Regions from separate parts of the Mus musculus genome. Here all the other regions are linked to region 1. The links are chromatin loops, found by intact Hi-C in ENCODE. Cell type or tissue: gastrocnemius. All regions are shown on one strand. Each heading gives the region's core, and the rest is flanking DNA. Links, peaks and the distances in the headings are about the cores only.

Region 1 (5,333 bases), core at 272-5,271:
TGGGGCTCAGGCACCCACTGGGGGAAGGCTCCCAAGATGGGTCCTCACAGGCTAAGAGGACACTTGTGTATCGTGAGGCACGTGGGCAGGATCTCACCTCTTTCTGAAGCCTGTGTCTACAGACCCTCAGCTCCTCCTGCCTTGGGGACTGGAAGGAGGTAGGACAAGGGTCATCTACAGGTTAGTGGCTGTTTTTGTTGTTGTTGTTGTTTTTTTTTTTGAGATAGGGTCTTGCCATAAATCTGAGGCTGCCTTCAAATGCATGTTACTCTAGCCTCCAGACAAGACACAGCATGAGAGACGCTGGAAAGATGGCTTAATATACTTGCAAGCAGGCCTAGCGACCTGAATTTGATCCCTGGGTTCACATAGTGGAAAAAAAATATTGACTCAAGCTTGGCACATGGGTGCCATGACACCCTGCCCCAAAAGAAATGCAACTTAATAAAGAAAATGAAAAGGCACTTGTTAGCTGAAGGCAAATGAGAGCTCAAGCCCGTGTGCACTGAGTCCTGAGTCTGGGTGTGAAATCCAGAAGCCTGAAGAGAAGGTGCAGTACAGATGACGTTTCCTGGTCTTGGGGTGCTTCCTGGGTATAAGTTATGTCCTGGGACAGGTCTCCGGACTCAGGAAACCCTGAGTCACAGGAAGGAGGAGGAGCCGGAGCAGCTCTACTTTCTAATCCACACAGGACCCAGTGCTGCGTGACTCTCCAGGTGGCTGCAATGTCCCAGGCAAGACAGACGTGTCATCTCCCCAAGGAGTTGAAGTCCACCAAACTGATACCTCGAAGGGGACAGGCTTAGCTGTGTTAGCCTGGCTCCCTTCATAGGGCTCTGTTCAGTCCAGTGCCATAATGCCCAGGCAAGTTTCCACTCTTATTTTATTTTATTATTTTCTTTCTTTCTTTTTTTGGAAATGTCTCACTGTGTATCCTTAGATGGTCTAAATTCATTATGTAGACCAGGCTAGCCTGCCTTCCAAGTGCTGAGATTAAAGGTCTGTGCTTCTAGGCCCCCTTTTAGCCTGTTTGGACAATCTTAGGCTTCTTGGGCATTGGAATTTGGCTCTTTCCTACTCGAGCGCTGGATGTTTGTAAAAGTGTTCCCACAGGCACGGGAGCTGGGGAAGAACAAGGTATGCTTCCACTAACAGCAAGGACTCAGGAGCAGGAATGAGCTAATAACCGCTACAACTGCCTCAAATCCTGTCAAAGTAGGTTGTTCATCTTCTCAGGAGCAGAGTGAGGAACAGCCAAAAAGGACTTGGGGTGGAGCCTCTGTGTTCTACCAGCACCAGCGCAAACATTTTTTAAAAAGAAAAAGAAAAACAACAACAACAAAACACACTATGGCCGAAGTCACTGAAGATAGGCTGCACCCACCTACTATTGCACAGGTGGCCTTTTGTCTGGTGCAGGTGGGGGGAGGGTAAGAAGTTAGATTTATGTTCTCAAGTGCTCTATGAACACACTTTAGGAAACTCACTTACTTTGATCTCCTTTCTGGCTGCAGTGCTGGGATGAACCCAGGGCCCTGATCATGCTCTGCAGGCTCATGCTGCTGACTGAACCTGCTGCTGGAACCTGCTGCTGGGAAACTCATTTTTAAAGCAAACAAATGTCACTGATGCTCAGCAAGTGCCAAGAATATTCAGCTGGGAACCTGTGCTGGCTAACTTTATGTCAAGATGACACAAGTTCAAGTCATCATCAGCGCGGAGGAAGCCTCAGCTGATGAGTCCATGAAGGAATTTTCTCAATTAGTGAATGATGGGGAAAAGCCCAGTCCATTGTGGGTGGTGCCATCCCTGAGCTGGTGAGCAAGCAAGCCGTTGGGAACAAGGCAGTAGGCAGCATCTTCCATGGCATCTGCATCAGGTTCCTGCCTTGACTTTCCTCAGTGATGAAAGTGATGTGGAAGTGTAAGCCAGATAGACCCTTTCCTCTCCGGGTTGCTTTGCTCATAGAGTTTCATCGAAGCAATGGTTACCCTAAGACAGACTCTACCGCTGGTAAGATGCCTGTTGTCACCTTCCTCAGCACAGATGTACAGAGCTAGGACACTCTAATTCGAGGACTGAGGAACAGCACATATGCTGCCCCACCCTGCTCAGGTGCGGAAGGGCTGGTGGTGATGGTTAAAAAAAGAAAAAAAAGAAAGCTAAGAGGAAAAAAAAAGCCCTTGCACTCTACTTTCATTTCCCTTCAAATTTATTTATACCAGGTGTTGTTCTTGAAAACTAGCAAGGTAACCAGAGAGGAAAATCAGTAGTGGGTGGGGCAGGGCAGGCACAATCCTTACAAGTGTCATGAAGTCAAGAAGCCCCAGGATGGTGCATATATTGTATGGGACAAGTTCTTCCACAGCCCTACCCACTTTGTCCTGGCCTAGAGCCAAGAACAGAAAGTGGGCCTGGTTTTCCTATCCTTGCCAGGGGGCTGAGAGTGAGAGGGCACATAGTAGCACAGGCTTGCATTCCTTTGGAGAAGGGGGCCTATGCAACTGGAGCAGAGATCCATGGAAGGATTAAGTAGGGGTTGGCAACTAGTACATTCTCCAGTCTCGACTCTCAGCACATCAGGTGTAGAACAGCCCAGGCCCCGGCCCACAGCAATGTGCATGGCCACTCACGGAACACTTGGAGCTTACTAACACTTTTACATATGTGTGATGCATTCCCAAAGCTGACATTCCCTCCAACTCCCAAGGAACCCTTTCTTCCTAAGTAGTTCCCCTCCTATGTCTTTGGTATTCTGGTTCTTTTTCTGACTCTTAGGCCTAAGTAGGGCAGCTTGCATGCATATAACCAACCAGCCAGTGGCCACAGTACAATGGAGAAAACTCCTTTTCCATCAGAACCCATAACTTCAGACACCTTGTACACTTGGTGAGGCCTTTGCTGGGGCTGACAATGAGCAGAGACGGGTTCTAAGCTTAGAGAGCAGAAAGGAGCCCACTGAAGACAGCTTGAGACAATCTTGGTCACCAGCCCTTGTAGGCTGCTGCCCCCATGTGGCCGACAGGTCCTGTGGCCACCGGCTGCCTCTGCCTCTCCAATGCCAGGTGCTGCTTAGGGTACAGCAATGGCTGTTCCTGGATCTGCATGCACAGGGCTCCTAAGTGTGTCAAATGCAGGTCTCTTGCTAGAAGCCATGCCTCCCCATGCCTCTGTATATGTTTGTCACTGTGTAGGTTTTCACTGCAGCACAAGTGTTGCTCCTGTTGCCAGCCTTTGGCACCTGAGAATTACTGAGCAACTGAGACACCAGTAAAGAGGGCATGCTTGGTGAGGGCAGGGACCCCAGGATTGGGTGCTGGCTGCCACTTGTGCTTTGTCTCCATCTCTTGGGGTTCCACACCTGAATTCCTTCAAGCAACCTCACACTGAGGAGAGAAAAACACTGCATCTGTACTGAGTGCACGCAGGCAGTTTCTTTCAGTCTGACTACAATGGAGACAATGCATGCAGCACTCACATCCTGCAAGACAACTGAAGCCACCCAGAGGTACAGTCTGTCATATTCACAATGAACTGAGTCATGTCACAGGAGGGATGCCAGTGAGGATTTTGATATCCCCTGGGACATCACGCAACCTATCTTTATGGATACCAAGGGATGTCTGCACCCTCAGAATTCCCTCCCACTGCCTCCTTCAGGTGGACAGAACTAATGGGACAGGATTGCTGCCCTATGACTCCCGCACCACCAACCACATGACCCCAGGAGTAGAAGGATGGACTCTGCTGGGGAAACCATGCCCATGAGGAGCATTTGCAAGGCACAGAACACTGCTCTAAGGACAGATCCTTGCCAGGAGGGGAGCAGAGTAGACAAGGTGCTGAGTCAGGCAAGTGCAGGGGCTGAGACAGCACACCTGTGACACTACTGTCCTTAAATACTTTGCTGTCACAGGCTGGCTTGACCTTTTTATTCATTGCCAAAGATGACACCAACATATATCAAACCAACTGAAACAATGCACCTGGTGTGCTGGGCCAGGATCTGTGACTTAATCCCTCTCACCAAGCAAGGCCAGGTCAGCAAGGTCCTGATAAGGATGAACCTTACTGCTTTCTTCTCTGCCATGTCTGTCTCCCTGTGGAGCCCAGGTTGGCCTCCAAGTCACAGTAGTCCTCCCACCACCTGAGCCTCTCTAGTACTAGAGGAAGACCTGCACCCCATCAGTTCATCTGGGGTGCTACCTGCGGTGTGGCTCTCTAACCATGTCCCTTTTAATGAGTGAAGCCAGCCATAGTGTATTCCAGAGCCAGAGCAGACAAGGAAGCCTTTCAGACACTCCAGCTCAAGACAGGGCTACGGCTTTTGTCCTTGAGCAATGCAGGCTGTCTTCATGTACATATTTATTCACACTCGTTTTGAGCTCACCATTCAATAACGTCAAGAATTTAGTTCATGGAGGCTTCAGGCATTTGTGTAGTCAACTTTATTCAGATACCTCAAGCCTGAGGCCTGTTATTCTGGCCTCCTGGGACCAACATGTCTATCTCTTCCTTTCCTAGGGCCTTGGCAGACAGAAAAGTATGCTTGGACACAGAGGTGCCAACTTCATGCCCTCAAAGCTGATCCTTCTGTGATGCTAATGAGAGCGAGATGGGCAATGGCTGATGGCACCCGGGAGACATGGATACAGCAGCTTTGAGGGGACCTGTCCTCTCACTGCTGTGTACAGTTGTGCTCAAGAGTATGACAAATGCAGGTGCACGTGTGAGCGCGCATGTGCACGCACACACACACACACACACACACACACACACACACACACACACACACACACACACACACACACACACACACACACACACAGAGGACAGCACTCATGTCTGCTTGCCCACACAAGCAGCATGTGGAACTCAGGCCATGGCTAGGCCTTCGTAAGAGGCCTTACCTTGGACATCTGACTGAAGTCAGCGAAGCCCTCGGCACTGCTGAAGGAGCTGCTTCCAAAGGGGTCTAGGGTTCCAAAGGGATCTGTGAGTGGCACCAACACAGTTGGGGTTATGGTCTGAGCAGATGTGCCCAAAAGTCTAGGGCAATCCTAGGAAGCAAGAGACTCAGGGCTGTGAATGTTTCTGGGAAGATGGCTCCTATGAGGTCAGTGGATCACAGTGGGTAAAGGATGGATCAGTTTCTGCCTGAAGCTGGCATCCTACCAGTATAGGAGAAGCAGGGAAGATGGAGAGAATGAGACACTGAGGATGGCCACTTGTGTGTGTGTGTGGTTCATCAGCCGGCAAAGATTCCCCCACTTCCCCTTTTCAAATAAGGCCGCACTCTGTAGTCCAGGCTTGTCTGGGACTCAGAGATGCCC
Region 2 (5,333 bases), core at 136-5,135, 93 kb before region 1:
ATAGCACAGACTGTCCTAAGGGCTCCTTCTGTAGACCAGGCTGGTCAGATTCAGAGATTCCCCCAGTCTCTGACTCCCTCATGCTGGGATTAAAGGTGTGCATCACCACTGCCCTTTGGGAGGCCGGTTGTTTGGTTGGTTCCTCTAAGGCCTCCCAATACAAACTGGAGTGAAGTGACGGATTATAAAGATACTGCTGTAATTACTTTCATTTTCCAGACTTACAAATGGAGGCCCAGAGTAGGAAAGACACTAGCCTGGGGCCACACAGCAGCCCAGAGGCCCTGGCCACCACAGCCTAGTCTGTTATATGGCTGGCCAACTAGAAGCAGTTGTACCTTCCCTATGGCATCCAGGTGGAGCACATACCCAAACTACCAGGTCCCTTTGACAAGCGCTTTTCTCCTCAGGCTAGTAAAAGTGAAAAGTAGAAGTGAGACCAAGGCCCAATCTCTCCAGTCCGCGTGGCCCCTGCTCAGAGCCAGGCAGAGGCAAGCGAAGGACGCCAAGCGTGGCTATGTAAAGCGGCCACTGGCACCTGCCGGGACGGGTGGTGAAGCAGGCACTGTGGCCCCCGCCTGGGCAGCTGCAGCCACCCAAAGGGAACGGCTGTGCCAGATATAACTCGGCCAGACCCCACCCAGAGGGCAGCTCCCAGCCCCTGTGCCTGAAAAGTCACTCTGGGCCAAAGACTCTTGGTGGGTTACTAGCCTGTGCCAGGCCTCAGTGTGGCCACGTGTCCCTCAATATCTGTAAGTACTGGTGAGGAATAGAAGTCAAAGACCTGCAGGTCCGAGCTCCCTCCTCAGGGCTGGCTTCCATGTCGGGAGGCTCCTTACCTCCCAGGGGCCCAGGTACACAACTTTGAAAATTGGGCTGGTGAAAGTTGCAGCCACTACAGGAGACTTGGACCTGGGCAGCCCTCTGGTTAAATGTGCTAATGCCTTCAGGGCCTTCCCCCCACCCCGGGCAGTACTTAGAGAGACCCTGCCTCAGTACACCCCACGTGCCTGGCTGCCCTTCCAGTCCCCATCTACAACTCCAGCCTTATCAGACATCTACAGATTACCTCCGGGTCTCAGCTTCCAATTGCCGCCCCACCCTGCCCCTCCTCACCCCTCCTCGCCTCTCCCCCTCCCTTCCCGTTCTCAGCCCTCCTCCCCTCTTTTTTAATTTAGCTAGCAACTAATTAGTGTAACAATGTATTTTAGTTATCTGTGTGCCCGTGTATGCAGGTGGCTATGAAGGCCTGTGGACCTGGAACTGGACTAAGGGTTGTGACTGGGCCACGTGAGTTCCAGGGTCCCAGCTCAGGTTCTCTGCAGGCACAGGCAGTGAGCTTATCTACCGATGCATCTCTCTAGACCTTTGTTTAATTTTGTTTGATTTTAAAATTATGTTTATTTCTTAGTTGTCAATGGACGTGTTTGGGGGTTAGAGGACTACTTGTAGGAAGGAATTGGTTCTCTCCTACCATCTGGGTTCTAAGGGTTGAACAAATCATTGAGCTTGGCAGCAAGATCTTTTACCAAACTGACCAGCCCTGACCTTGACTCCAGATCATCTTTCCTCCCTCCCTATGCTGAGATCAGACATGTGTGCCACACCCAGCTGATGTGCACTGGGGTGGGACCTGGGCCTGGTTCGTGTATTCAGAGCTACAGCCACATACACATCATACCTTCGTGAGTCAGGGATGCCCAAAGCTCTGTAGCTCAGATTGATGGATCTTGTAATCTTCCTGCCTCACCTTCCCAAAGGCTGGTCACAGCAGGCAGTATCTTTTCCCTGTCAATTTTTAAAAGGGGTGGGGGTTGGGAGGTGGGATGGAGCAGACAAATGGCAGCAGGAGTCTGAGAAAGACCACTATCGAGTATATAGAGACCAAGCCGGCCTGGAACTCACAGAGAGCCACCCGCCTGTCTGCCAGGATGGGGATGGAAGGTGTGCACCATCATACCAGGATAAAGAGGGTATATTCAAGGCCTTCCAGTACCAGGAACTGAGACATCCATAACCAAGTACAGAGCATCATCCCATTTCCCAAAGGGGAAACTGAGGCTCAACAAAGCCAGACTGCAGGGTTACAGATAGAGGGGCCCCTGGCTGCCCACTCATAGCCTTGTCTTCTCCTCCCCTTGGTGTCTAGAGGGAGCATAGAACCACTGTGTCCAAGTGACACTCACAGTGGACTCCCATGCTAGGGGAACAGCAGGTAGGAAGGGCCTGGAGAGCATCCCTTCAGCCCCCCATAGGTGGCGCTCACTGAGCCACGAGTCCCCTGCATGTTTGCACAGCAAGCTCCACTGAGATGCCAGGCAGTGGAGAGGATGTTTCACAAGCTGCAGGGCTGGCATTTCTGAGAAAGCTGTTCTGAGTAGGAAACACAGAGAAGTAGAGGGCTGGGGGGGGTGGGGAGAAGGGCTCAGTCGGCACCAAGGAAGCTCTGGGAGGTGGGCACAGTGGCAGAGCCTGTTGGTTCAGTACTCAGAAACAGAGGCAGGAGGAACACTGCAAGTTTGAGACTAGCCTGAGCTACATAGTGAGATTCTGTCAACAACAAAACAAACAAACAAAGAATTTCCCCAAACCAAAAACCAGAAATTTCAAAAGGAAAAGAGCTGTGCATAGTGACTCAGCCTGTCATACCTCACTCAGAGGCAGAGGGATTGATTCTTGAACTTGGCCTGAAGTTCAAACAACAAACAAACAAACAGCTGAGTATGGTGGCTCACACTTGGGGATTATCAAGACTTGGGGAGCTGGGGCAGGAGGATTGCCACGGGTTTGAAGCTAGTCTAGGCTATATAGAAGGAACAGGTCTTAGCTTAGAAGCTTAGAAACAGAGCAGGGGAGATGGTAGGGGTAGTTAAGAGCAGGGGAGATGGCTCAGTAGTTAAGAGCACTTGGTCTTGTGAAGGACCCAGGTTCAGTTCCCACATGGAGGTTCACAGCCACCTACAACTGTAGCTCCAGGGCTCTAGCACCCTCTTCTGTCCTCCACAGGCACCTACACCCACATGTTCATACTCCCCCTCCCCCCAGCACCCAATGCAACACAGCAAAGCCATCTACATTAAGTAAGTAGTCATTGTGCTCCCTTCAGTCCCTCCCACCCAGAACAAAGGTGGGACCCTGTTCAGGCGTTCAGAGCTCTGAGATAACCTGTTACTGACCCACACCCCACTACTGGCCTGCACCCTGCTACTGACCTGCACCCCTTCTGAAGTGGATTTGTCATCAACCCAGGGTGGGGGAAGGGCAACATCTGCTTAGACAGCTGTTCCATCTAACTTCAGTTCCCTCCACTGCACAAGTAGACTGGAGTATGACATTTCCCAGAGGGGTTCCTGAGATATCACAGGGCACATGAGGGGGGCCCACTTAGGAAAGGCTCTTCCAGTGGTCACTGTCACCTCCACAGAGTCAGTGTCCTCTCCAACCTCAGAAAGGTGTCATCCTTCCCAGATGCCAGAGAAAGGCAGAGATGCCACCAGGAGACCTAGGGTGCCAGCTGTCACCACACTGTCACCTTTCTAGGAAGACATTGGTGATAACGTTCCCCCAAAATGGGAAGCACCAGTGGCTGTCCCTGGGCCCTGCCCCACGGCCCACTGCAGGGTTGCTGAGCACAGCTTGGAAAGGTTTCTATGTAAAAGTAGTTATGCAAATTGAGGACCCAGAGACCACGAAAGCCCCATTTCCCCTTTGCCACTGTGAGCTAGTGACAACCACCTGTGAGCCTGACCCTATGCTGCCACCTCTGTGCTGGGTTCCAGCAAATGGTGGCCTGGGGGGCAGATCTGAGCACCGGGGGACCAGGTGGTAACTGTACATAAGGAAGTGAGGGGACAGTACCCGGGGCTCCTGAGACCCTGACAAATTCTGCTAGAGAAAACTTCTTACCTGGTTGCTATTTTAGTCATTATATTTTTGTTGTGTTGGAGAAGGAACCCAGAACATCGCACATACTAATCCAGTGTTCTACAGCTGAGCCAGGCCCTCAAGCCCCTCACTGTGTGTGTGTGGGGGGGGTGGGATTCTAGGCAAGGGCTCCACCCTTAAGTAGTACCCCCAGAACCTTTTTCCATATACTAGAAGCTGGCCTCAAGCTCTTTATGTAGCCCAAGATAACCTTGAACTCAAGATTCTCTTGCCTCAGTTTTCCTAGTACTGGAATGGTAAGATGTATCTCTCTGCACATTGGAAGACTGCTTTTATGGACATGGAAACTGAGGCTCAGAGGACATGTGCATGCCCAGGTCCCTCAGGTCTTCCAACAAGAAGGCAGAGGAAGAGAAGATCACACGCAGCAAGAGGTAGAATGTTCTCTGAAGAGAGAAGGATGTTCAATGTCAGCCAGGGCTACAGCATGAGATCCTGATGCAAAATAAACCAAACCAAGATGAGAGATAGCTCACAGGGAAAGGTGCTGTCTGCAACCAGGATGGGTTGAACTCAGTTCCTGTAACACACATGGGAGAAGGAGAGAACCGATTCCTACGGGTTGTCTTCCGACCTCCACATGCATGCCCTGACATATGCACATGTGTGTGTATGAGTAAGCACACACAGACATAAATAAGTAAATGTTAAAAAGTAATAAAACAAAAACAACTGGGTAGTGGTGGCACATGTGCCATCCAAGGAAAGCTGAGGCAGAAGGATTGTTTAAAGTTTGAGACTAGCGCGGGCTACAGACTGAGACCTTGTGAAAATGTGTAAAGATTGTTTTCCAGGGTTGGAGATATGGCTCAGTGGTTAAGAGCACTGGCTGCTCTTCCAGGCGTCCTGAGTTCAATTCCCAGCAACCACATGGTGGCTCATAACCATCTTTCATGAGATCTGGTGTCCTCTTCTGATCTTCAGGCATTCATGCAGGAGATTGCTGTATACATAATAAATAAATCTTAAAAAAGAAAGAAAGAGAAAAGAAGAGGAAAGGAAAGAAGGGAGGGAGGGAGGGAGAGAGAGAGAGAGAGAGAGAGACAGAGAGAGAGAGAGAGAGAAAAGAGACCCAAATCATAAAAACATGGATAGTGGGTGGGGCCCCGGCATAGCAAAGGGCACAGAAAACTGTGATGTTTGCATGAAGTTTGCCACATCAGAGCGCTGGGTATGGATTTTAGGGACAATAGCTCCTTAGGGTTCAAATCTCCATAGGTAGCAGCTGCAGAGGTTCCTGGATTGACCCCTGGCATTGAGGGAATCAAACCTGACTCCAAGAGAGACTGTTAAACTGAAAGTTAACTGCTGGTTCCAAAGGTCCAGAGAAGGTCAATCAGGAAAGCGTTGACCACACAAGCTGAAGGCTCAAGTTCAGATCCCCAAGT
Region 3 (5,333 bases), core at 167-5,166, 190 kb before region 1:
AGAAAGTTGAAAGATCCAAGCCGGCATTGGGACTTAAGCTGGCAAGTTGTTCAGTGGATAAAGGCACTTGCCAGCAAGCCTGATATACTCAGTTCAATTCCTAGAACCCAGATCATGGAACCCAGATGTAGCATGGTGTGTGCATGGGATGGCTCACAAGCTAACATGGAACTGCTCTAGAGGGCGTGGATAAGGTCTCTGAGCATCTGCTCTGGGAGTCATGCCTCTGGAGCCTAGTGACCATGATCTGTGCAAGCCATTTGCACAGTCAAGAAGTGTTCAACCACTAGGGACATGAGCTGCCAGCCACCAAGCAGTCCACACCCTGCCCTCCACGTTGACCCTGATCTGCCCTCTTCTCAGCATGCCTCTGCAGACGTGGAGAAGATGATACTGGGGAATAAGTGTGATGTGAATGACAAGAGACAGGTGTCCAAGGAACGGGGAGAAAAGGTAGGTGTTGCCCTCGTGATCGTTTTCAGCTTGGGTGCTTCTTCCTAGTCTTTTTGCCATCCTGACTTGCCTGAGATAGAGAGATCCTTGTGAGGTGATAACCCTAGGCAAGACAGAGCTTCCTCGTGGCTAGCAATGAGAGCTTGGCAGTGAACTCTTATCTTGTCACCAGAACCAAGCAAGGCCAGGCACAGCTGGCATCACAGCAGGGAACAGAGCTGGCTTAGGCTATGCCACATTCCTCTCCTCTGCACCCTCCCCACGTGGTGTGCAGTACCATCACACAGTGAAGGTAACACCCTTAGCTTGAGTATGGTAGCAGCCCATCCCAGTTTCCATTCCTTAGGAAACAATGGGAGTCCACACTGTGTTCATGTGTCGCCTTCATTACAGCTGGCACTCGACTATGGGATCAAGTTCATGGAGACCAGTGCAAAGGCCAACATCAATGTGGAGAATGTGAGTCCAGTCAGATCCTGCAGGGAGCCATGGGCTTGTGGGATCAGTGCTCCAGGGCTGGAGGGGCTTTCCTTTGGGAGATTCAGCCTGGAGTATCCAGAGGGATTGGCCTCTGGCTCAGGATGCCCTCTGTCAGGCACTCAAGACACAGTCTCACTAGCTCAGCAAATGAGGGAAATCAAAGCTCAGATTCCAGTACCTAGTACCCACTACCTACACCCAGCTGTGTTCCTCTCAGCCACACTATTAATTCACATCCCCAGTGAGGATCCAGGTCCCAGTGCTGTGCCCTCATCCTTATGTTGTCCCCAAGGCAGTGCCAGCCTGGCACCTGGCCCTCAGCTTTTCTCACACAGCCCTAGTGACACTCAAAAACAGACCTGCAGAGCTACCTGTAATCTCAGCACTCAGGAGGCTGAGGCAGGATTGCTGAGACCAGCCTGGGCTACACATCAAGACTGGGGGCGGGGGCTAAATCGCTCACATCACTCCACAAAGTACCCAGAGGACGGTGGCCAAGGCCTTTGTCCTGTTCAATTCCCTTCACTCCTACTCCTCCCATAAGCCACTTGGGCCTGCCCTCCCCAGCCTTTGCTACACTCCTTTCCTGCCATCAGATTCTTGTTCCCCTGTCCAGGCCAGCCCATCTCCATGCACTCTCCCCTGGCCCCACTTTCCAGGTCTCCAACACTGCATGGAGATGCTAAATCCAACCTACCTCAGATTGTCCCCTCCATGGGACAGCAGTCATTTGCAAACTGGAATTTGTAGCTGTTCTTTAAAGAGAGGAGGAACCAGGCTTGATAGTGATGCCTGTTGTCCCAGTACTTTGGAGGTGGAGGCAGAAGAAACAGGAGATTTAAGGTCATGTTCAGCTACAGATGTCTAAGGCTAACCTAGACTCTCTAAAATTAAAATTAAAAAAAGGAATTGGCATGGACAGAACATAGCCATGGATAGATAATCCTTCCAGACCCTTCTGAACCAGTTAACCACGCAATACCTTTGGGCAAATCACATGGTCTATGAGCCTCATGTCATCAAGGGCCAACTGAGAATAATGCCTGCTCGCATTCACAGGATTGTTGGTTTGGGGGAAGGCCTTTGTTCCAAGGTGCTCTACAGGGGGTGACAGATGGGAGCCTGACTGGGGACAGGAGGCAGACCTCCCTTCCCTCTAGCCAATAACTTCCCACCACTAGAGGGTGCTGACGGCCTGTTCTTTCCACAGGCATTTTTCACTCTTGCCAGGGATATCAAAGCAAAAATGGACAAAAAATTGGTGAGTCCAAGTCCTTCCTCCATGTGGGGTTCTGTAGGATGCAGCCACCCTTGACTGGGACAGCACATCACTGCCCAGACCTGCCATCCTAGTGAGAGTGTGTGTGTGTGTGTGTGTGTGTGTGTGTCAGTCTGCATGTGTGTACATGCGCAAATGGCAGCCAGAAGTCAGTGTCAGTGTGCTCTTCATTCAGTTCCCACCTTAGCTTTTGAGACAAGATCTCTGATTGGACAGTGAACCTCGGGCCCTTCTGTCTCTCCTACCCTGACACTGGGATTATAAGTACCACCACCCTGGCTTGGTCTTTGTTCAGTTTTTTTACAGTATTATCTTATTGGCTTTTTCATAGTATGAATGTTTTGCCTGCATGAATGTCTGCACCAAATGCATGATTAGTGCACTCAGAGGCCAGAGAGACTGATAGGAACAGAGGTACAGATAGGAACTACCATGTCATTCTGGGAATTGAACCCAGGTCCTCTGGAAAAGCAGCCAGTGCTCTAAACAGCTCTTCAACGCTTATTTATTTATTTATCTGTTTGTTTGTTTGTTTATTTGTTTTTATTTAGAGTCTCCCTTTTGGGGCAGGGAGGACACATGTATGCTGGTACCTCAGAGGCATGGGATCCCTGTAGCTGAAGTCACAGATAGTTGTAAGCTGTACCTCATGGGTGCTGGAAATCAAGCCCAGGTCCTCTGCAAAAGCCACTGGTGCTCCAACTTGTGAGCTATCCAGCCTCCACACCTGGCTGATGTCTGCTGGGGGTCAACCTCAGACTGAGCCATCACTGCGACCCTTTCAAGCCTAGCAGGCCATTGCTGAGAAAAGAAGGCAAAGCTTTCCTGACTGAGCTTAACATGTCACTGAAGCCTGGGGACACTAGGAATACAATGTGACCCTGTCCCCTAAGCTCTTACCCTCCCCAGACCTACCTGTGTTACTAGAGATCAGAGAACAATGGTTAGTCCTGAGGCTCTTTTTTTTTTTCCTTTGAGACAGGGTTTCTCTGTATAGCCCTGGCTGTCCTGGAACTCACTTTGTAAACTAGGCTGGCCTCGAACTCAGAAATCCACCTGTCACTGCCTCCCAAGTGCTGGGATTAAAGGCGTGTGCCACCACCGCCCGGCTCCTGAGGCTCTTTGAAGTGTGATCACCCAACAGAATGCGTGAAATACAGCCTGCCCCACACGTTCAACTGGGCTCTGAGCCACCAGTGAGGCACAAGGTGGACTCGTGGCATCTCTTCATGCTTACATCTAAACGGCAGCATTCCCTGTACAACCTATGTACCAGGCAGGCAGTACAGCACACAACTCAGAGCTTCGTTTGATAGCAGACCTATACTGGAAGAAACGAGCTCACACACACGCACAAAAATAAGTAAATCTAATTTTTTTTTAAAGATTTATTTATTTATTATTATATGTAGGTACACTGTAGCTGTCTTCAGACACTCCAGAAGAGGGAGTCAGATCTCATTACGGATGGTTGTGAGCCACCATGTGGTTGCTGGGATTTGAACTCCGGACCTTCGGAAGAGCAGTCGGGTGCTCTTACCCACTGAGCCATCTCACCAGCCCGTAAATCTAATTTTTAAAAACCTTCTTTGTAAGAAAAGGACTAGCGTTTAGCTCCTGTGTTGCTAGCAACAGGTGGACCTCTGCACCACTGGAGCACAAGAGGCAGAAAACTCTATGCCTCCATGATAGACGATAGGGGTGTTTAGCATAGATAGGTGAGTAGATGGGGAAAAGGTAGGGAGGAAGGAGGAGCAGAGGAGAAAACAAGATGATTGTATCGCTGGAGGATGTGGCTAATGATAGAGCACTTGACCAGCATCAGGGTCCTCAGGTCATTGCCCAGTGGCAGCAAGAAACAGAAGAGTGTGGAAGGAGGTGTCTGGGTGTTGGTGGGGAGGAAAAAAGAAAGAGTAACGGCCTGGGGGATGGTGAGAAGCAGATGAAAGCAGCCTGGGGGCCGTGGAAGGTGAATGAACGGTCAGGAGACAGTGGGATGCTTTTGGAAGAGAGTGGCAGATTTTGAGGGTGAATGACTGCAAGAGTTTGAGTGGATGTGATCGATCATAGGGGAGTGGGAAGGGTGATAATGGGTAGGTGGGGGATTGGATAGGGGGTGGGTAGTGATTCAGAAGATAGAGATTCGATGAGTAGATGGACAGTAAGTTAGCAGGGAATGGTTGAACATCAGGGGGACAAATAGATGGATGGATGGCTAGTGGGTGATTGGATCTAGGGTAATGGATGGTGGAGTGATTAGTTGGACAGTTATGGACAGACCATTTGACAGCTGTTTGTGGGTAGTAGGTAGAGCTGACAAGCCACAGTAAGTAACAAGGCAAACTTGTGACTTCAGGAAGGGAACAGCCCGCAGGGGAGCAGCCATGGAGTCAAGATCACAGTGGAGCAGCAGAAGAGGACCAGCTTCTTCCGGTGCAGTCTCCTGTGAGGACAAGGTCTCTGCCCATTCTGAGCCTGTGCTCAGCCCAGCTGACTGTGCCTGCCCCGGGCCAGCCTCCACCTCTGATGTTTGGACACGGCTGCCCGGACTCGATTGAGAAATTGATTATTTTTTAGTAACCGTCTGATCTTTTCCACCTTCAGAGATGGAGAGAGTTAGAATTTTGCTGTTTTTCCTATGTCATCTGCCAGTCAGGCCTATCCGTCCCCTGCCTCATAGGCACAGATGGAGAGAGGTTGGGTGGGGGCCCGGCAGCCTCCATTTCCAGCCTTCTGTCCTTCCAGCACAGAAGGTAGCCAGCGGTAGTGCCCAGCCTGCCTGGCCCCCATACTCCAAGCACCACCACCGGGGCCACTGAGGGACAAGCCTGCACCTGCCTTCAGCTGTTCTCAGTTGTGGACAAGTGACAGCCATGTCCACTGTCTCCTTACGTGTCAAACCAAAGGGAAGCACAAACTAAGGAAAGCTCACTTAGAGGATTTTGGAAGAAGTGGACCGCTTCCATGGCCAGAGCAGGATGGGAGTCTGCGATTCAGACTGAGGTGACGTCACCACCATTCTCCCATGACCCACTGTCATTGGGCCACCTGCCTCAGTGGCACCAAAACCGCCTCCCCAATCTTCTCTGGCTGGCTCTAATCGGATGTTCATTTTCTATCT
Region 4 (5,333 bases), core at 231-5,230, 110 kb before region 1:
AAACATTTCTTCCAGCTCCACCCTAAATCTGTACCCATGAAACCTACAGTGTAACATGCAACACCATTTTCTACAACTTCTGTTTTCACATAGAAGTTGTTTTGTATTTTTATTTTGTAGTGACTTTGTTTGAAACAGGGTCTCCCTGGATAGTGTCAGTGGTCTGCAACTCATTCTGTAGCCCAGAGTGACCTCAAACTCTTGTATCCCAGGCTGGCCTTAAACTTGCCACCTTCCTCCTGCCCTGAATGCTGAGATTGCTAGGCCCTGCTTACTCTTGTGTTTCCTGTGAGCAGGTCTTCTCTTTCCATTTCCCCTTACTTTGTTGTTAGGCACCAGGAGTCAGAAGGCTGTTTGCTCCAGCTCCCATGCAGATGTCATGGCATCCTTTATGGATGGGAGCTGATAAAGGGGAGTTAGGCTATGGAAGCTCTGTCCTGCTGCACCCCAGCTCCTAAGCATGGTCCTAGTCACAGCCACTCCTGCTGCCCCTAAGTGTGAGCTCAGGAAACCAAAGGCCACGTGTCGTGGGTATAACAGAGTTGGGGTGCCAGACAGAGGGGACAGCCAAGCCCAGGCCTGATGTGCTACCTGGCCAGAGCAGGGCAAGTGTCTCAGCTACCTGACTGGTCCCACTCTCACACCACCTCCAAGTTATTGCTGGACTCCTGGAAACCTGCACCTGCCCACACTTCAGTGTCCTCCCTCTCCCTGTTCACAGTCCCCTTGGGGCTGTGCAGGAGGACCCACCACTCTCCCCAGTGTGCTCCCGTGCTTTCCTTGTGGACCTGTCTGGACAGTCTGGCTCCACAGCCACCTATCCGTCTCCCTAGGAGCTGGTAAAGCCACTTCACACCCTGTCTGTCCTGCTTTGGCTCCTGGGAGCCATGAGCTAGCCTGAGAGACAGCACATTGGTTGTGGGCTGGGCAGCCACCTAACTACCTCCTACATCGGCCCCCAGGGTGGCAAGGAGTACCTGATGCGGGCCCACTTTGGCCTTCCCAGTGTGGAAGCTGAAGACAAGGAGGGAAAGCCCCCCATCAGCGTCAAGTTTGAGATCCCCTATTTCACTACCTCTGGCATCCAGGTATGAATGTGTTAGGTCTGACTGCCTGAACCCCACACTTGAGCCCAAAGTCACAACAGAACCTCCAAACCCCCATCCTGACATAGGGCCTATTTCCTTGGAGCCCCTCAAACTGTGTGGATGAGGGGAGCATATTATTCCCCTGAAAGGCTCAAGGTTACCAAGCCTGGGTCTTGGCTGCCTCTGACAGCCCCTCATACAATGTCAGGCCTGCCCCCTTGGCCTTGCCTTTTGGATGAGGGGTGCTGGTGGGGGTGCAGCACACTCAAGGTCCTTGTGTCCAGGTGCGCTACCTGAAAATCATTGAGAAGAGTGGGTACCAGGCCCTGCCCTGGGTACGATATATCACACAGAACGGAGGTAAGTGGCTGCCTGACTGGCAGGACCTACAGAGGTCTTTCTAGACTGTATCTTCCTATGTGGAGCTGAGGGTGGGTGCTCTGGGTGTCTGTGTGGAGCTGAGGGTGAGTGCCCTGGGTGTCTGTGTGGATCTGAGGGTGAGTGCCCTGGGTGACCATGTGGAGCTGAGGGTGGGTGCCCTGGGTGACCATGTGGAGCTGAGGGTGGGTGCCCTGGGTGACCATGTGGAGCTGAGGGTGGGTGCTCTGGGTGTCTGTGTGGAGCTGAGGGTGGGTGCCCTGGGTGTCTGTGTGGAGCTGAGGGTGGGTGCCCTGGGTGTCTGTGTGGAGCTGAGGGTGGGTGCCCTGGGTGTCTGTGTGGAGCTGAGGGTGGGTGCCCTGGGTGACCATGTGGAGCTGAGGGTGGGTGCCCTGGGTGACCATGTGGAGCTGAGGGTGGGTGCTCTGGGTGTCTGTGTGGAGCTGAGGGTGGGTGCCCTGGGTGTCTGTATGGAGCTGAGGGTGGGTGCCCTGGGTGTCTGTGTGGAGCTGAAGGTGAATGTTCTGTTTTTAGATTATCAGCTCCGGACCCAGTGAGAGGCCTCTGCCACCAGCCCAGCCCACCTAGCCTCAGGGCACACCTGCCACACTCACCAAAACTGAAGCTAGAGGGTGGCCCTGGACATGCAGCCACCCTCTCCTCAAGCCTGAGTGGACTCACACAGAACCCCTTCCCTGGTCCCATTCTGATCCAGGGTGGGAAGGAAGGGCCTGCCAGCCTCCCCCAGGGACAAGCCAGCTGGAGCTGTGCTCCTGGTGCCTCATGACTGGCCACCCACCACCCTGTAGACGCCATCCCTGCCCACCTCCGAAGCCTCCCTTCTGTTGCCATTTTGCTGAGCATGTTGGTCATTGTCATTGTCATCTGTGGCTGTCCTGTCACCTTTCTTCAAGTGTCCTGTGCAGCTGCCATGCTGCACTTAATGAGGGCAGCTGTCCCCTATCCATGCTGGTCTGTATGCCGGATAGTTGCTCTGCCTGGGCCGGCTGTGCCTCCCTTGCCAGCCCTTGACCACATCAGTGTTTTCTCAGAAGGGCACATGGCCTCAGCCTTTGCCCTAAAATTCCTGGGCAGGCACAGGCTACCCTCACTGTACAAGGCCTCGTTGTCCTGGACCCATGTGTGTGTGTGACAGTTATATTAAAATCCATTTGTTACATCTGCTGCCTGTCTTCTCTCTGTGTGCTGTTGGTTCAGGCCCCACATAGGGACCCTGTATGACCCGTTGACTTCCCTTGCATCAAAGCAGGCCTAGCAGTGACAGGACCACACTTCCCTTCCCTGGGTAGCTGGAGCTGGAGTGCCCTTCCAAGGGACACTAGATAGAGTATCCTCTCAGGGTCTCTAGCTTGCCTGTCATGCCTTTGCATCGTGGCTGCCCTCTGGTGGTCTAAAGCTATCGGCTTGGAAGTCCTGAGTTTCTGCATGGGCTTTCTGAGCTCTGACCCTCAGGACCCTCTCATTGTGCTCCCTGCCTCTCCTTGTCACCACACTTCCTATGTGGGGTGTGTCATGCATACCTCACTTCCATAGCCAAGTACAACCTTCCCAACACAGGGCCTAGAACACCCTAGGCGCCCCTCAGTCCTGCCTCACCAGTGGTCACAGGACTGCCAGTCCAGACTGCATCCTGTCACCTGTCACTCTACAGGTCTGCAGCAGGCTATGGCTCTGTGCAGCTCATTTTAATCCAGTCACCCAAAACCCACCCACCATTGCCCTGCATACATTAGGGATGCAGATGTACAGGACTCCAAGTTCCACCCTGAACACCAGCAAAAAGAAATAGCAGCTGAGAGGCAGAGGAGCAGCCCAGGTCATCAGAGGGCACAAAGGTGCTGAAGCAGGTAGCAAAGCTGAGCACAGGCATCAGGACAGACACCAGGAAGCATAGATGGCTCATAAGTCAGAGGAATGCTGATCTGGAAGCCACCAGCCAATGCATGAGAACCAACGCTGGCCAGCAAAGTGGCACAGCATGTGAGAGAGCCTGATGCTGAGTCTGGGAACTTGACTTCAGTCCTTAGTACTCACATGCTGCATGGAAAGAACTGCCAAAAGCCCATTTGAGCTAGCACACACATTCAAAAAAAGAACTCAGTCAGGTATGGGAGCCTGTGCCTGCAACTCCAGCACTTTAGAGGTTGAGGCAAGAGGATCATAATATCCTGTCTCAGAAAATAAGAAGTGGGTGCACGGGCTGGAGAGATGGCTCAGCAGTTAGGAGCACTGGCTGTTCTTGCAGAGGACCAGGATTCTATTCCCAGCATCCATATGGAGACAACTGGCCAGGGAACCCAGAGCCCTCTTCTGGCCTCTGAGGTTATTGTGTGTACTTGGCACAAATCTATATATACAAAGCAGAGATGTAAAGATTTATTATTTATGTATTTATTGTGAGTGTGCTAGGTATATATGTATGTGGCTTGCCCAGAGAGGCCAGAAGAGGGTGTTGGATGGCCCAGGCAACCAGAGTTACAGGGGTGTGAGCCAAAATGGGTCCTGGGAACCAAACTCGGGTCCACTGTGAGAACAGAATATGCTCTTAACTACTGAGCTGGCTCCCCAACCCCATAAAAATAAATCTTTTTTTTAAAAGTTGGCATCTGCAGGGGGTGGTGATGTGTAACTTTAATTTTTTCAATATCTATTTTTAAAAGATTTACTTATTATTATATCTAAGTACACTGTGGCTGTCTTCAGACAAACCAGAATCTCATTACGGATGGTTGTGAGCCACCATGTGGTTGCTGGGATTTGAACTCACGACCTTCAGAAGAGCAGTCAATGCTCTTAACTGCTGAGCCATCTCTCCAGCCCCCTCAAGATCTATTATTAATGATGGTTCTTAAACACCTTTACCTCCCTTTTATCCCACGGCCCACCAGAGGTAAAGGTAAAAAGAGGATACAGGGAAAGTGGACCTGTTTAGAAATGGTTCTTTAGAGCAACTCCTGTCTGTGTTGTCTGGAAATCAGCAGTTCAGTTCACAGCTTAACAGCGGCAGCTTGATCCACTTGCAAACACTTCATGAATACACCAGCAGTCCAGTTCAGTAGAGTCAGGATAGCAAACATGAATGAGCAGTGGTGGCACTACCTAGCAGAGACAGCCAGGCCTCTGTGTGAGTCACCAGGAGAGACCAGGAGGGACACCAGGAGAAGTTCTCCACTGTGCCTCTCTCAGCAAAGTGAAGCTCAGCAAAGACAAGAGACCAACAAGCATTTCTCAGGACGCTCTACCAGCAAGCCCAGTCACCATCACTGTCTGTGGAGTCCTGTTTATACTCCCTTCGAACATCACATGACCTCCATGGGTCTTGCCTCAGCACATGCATTTGTCGAAGTTGACATCACTCGGCCAATCAGACCATGGAAGCAGCATGAACCCCACCATCAGAATTTTTTTTTTTGGTGCGTTTCTCTCTGTGGAGTCCAAACAAATGAAGCTCAGCTATACATTTTAAGGCAGACCAATAGATGCTTGTAATTATCAAAGAATTCTTCATCATATGTGCTTTTAACTGCTTGCTTTAGCAGAACATCCTTTCACCTGTGTCTGCTTCAGCCAAAAGTTCCTTCACGAGTCCACCTTATCGAAACACCATCCAATACAACAGACTTTCTGAAGAACCCTTAAGTTTTCACTTCAGCAGTGCACACCTTTAATCCCAGCATTCAGGAGACAGAGACATGTGGATCTCTGTGAGTTCAAGATCAGCTAGCTTGGTCTGTAAAGTGAATTCCAGAACAGCCAGGGCTACACAGAGAAACCATGTCTCAACCCCCGACCCCGTCTCTCTTGCACACACACACACATGACATCTGGCTCTGGACTCTGGACTCT

What was found. A loop is a pair of places that touch in the nucleus more often than their neighbours do. Peaks named below come from ENCODE experiments on the same cell type or tissue, not always from the same donor. Only the 100,000 strongest peaks of a DNase experiment are listed, where the experiment ranks them.
Region 2: a loop joins it to region 1, with 3 times the contacts of the local background. A loop is called at or near these places in 37 of 42 quality-filtered maps.
Region 3: a loop joins it to region 1, with 11 times the contacts of the local background. A loop is called at or near these places in 25 of 42 quality-filtered maps.
Region 4: it touches region 1 in a loop (7-fold over the local background); 40 of 42 quality-filtered maps call a loop at or near these places.

What each region holds. Positions count from the first base shown.
Region 1 is chr8:72,362,994-72,368,326 of GRCm38, forward strand. Eps15l1 (epidermal growth factor receptor pathway substrate 15-like 1) reads right to left here. Exons shown (of 24, transcript NM_007944.3): 21 at 4,911-4,993. Among named protein-coding and RNA genes, the nearest start is that of Klf2, 47 kb to the left of the region's middle. In gastrocnemius, for the core only: no CTCF peak of the experiment used is centred there; DNase peaks (open chromatin) are centred at 2,471 and 3,018; H3K4me3 peaks cover 535 bases; H3K27ac peaks cover 2,735 bases.
Region 2 is chr8:72,270,303-72,275,635 of GRCm38, forward strand. No RefSeq gene overlaps it. Among named protein-coding and RNA genes, the nearest start is that of Gm51537, 9.0 kb to the right of the region's middle. In gastrocnemius, for the core only: a CTCF peak has its summit at 2,251; a DNase peak (open chromatin) is centred at 2,270; H3K27ac peaks cover 2,680 bases.
Region 3 is chr8:72,175,477-72,180,809 of GRCm38, forward strand. Rab8a (RAB8A, member RAS oncogene family) reads left to right here. Exons shown (of 8, transcript NM_023126.2): 5 at 364-453; 6 at 847-912; 7 at 2,144-2,194; 8 at 4,569-5,333. The coding sequence ends at 4,661. Among named protein-coding and RNA genes, the nearest start is that of Hsh2d, 12 kb to the right of the region's middle. In gastrocnemius, for the core only: a CTCF peak has its summit at 2,101 (motif pointing right); DNase peaks (open chromatin) are centred at 662 and 2,095.
Region 4 is chr8:72,254,735-72,260,067 of GRCm38, forward strand. Ap1m1 (adaptor-related protein complex AP-1, mu subunit 1) reads left to right here. Exons shown (of 12, transcript NM_007456.5): 10 at 963-1,088; 11 at 1,373-1,448; 12 at 2,001-2,652. The coding sequence ends at 2,023. Among named protein-coding and RNA genes, the nearest start is that of Gm51536, 15 kb to the left of the region's middle. In gastrocnemius, for the core only: a CTCF peak has its summit at 2,878 (motif pointing left); a DNase peak (open chromatin) is centred at 2,861.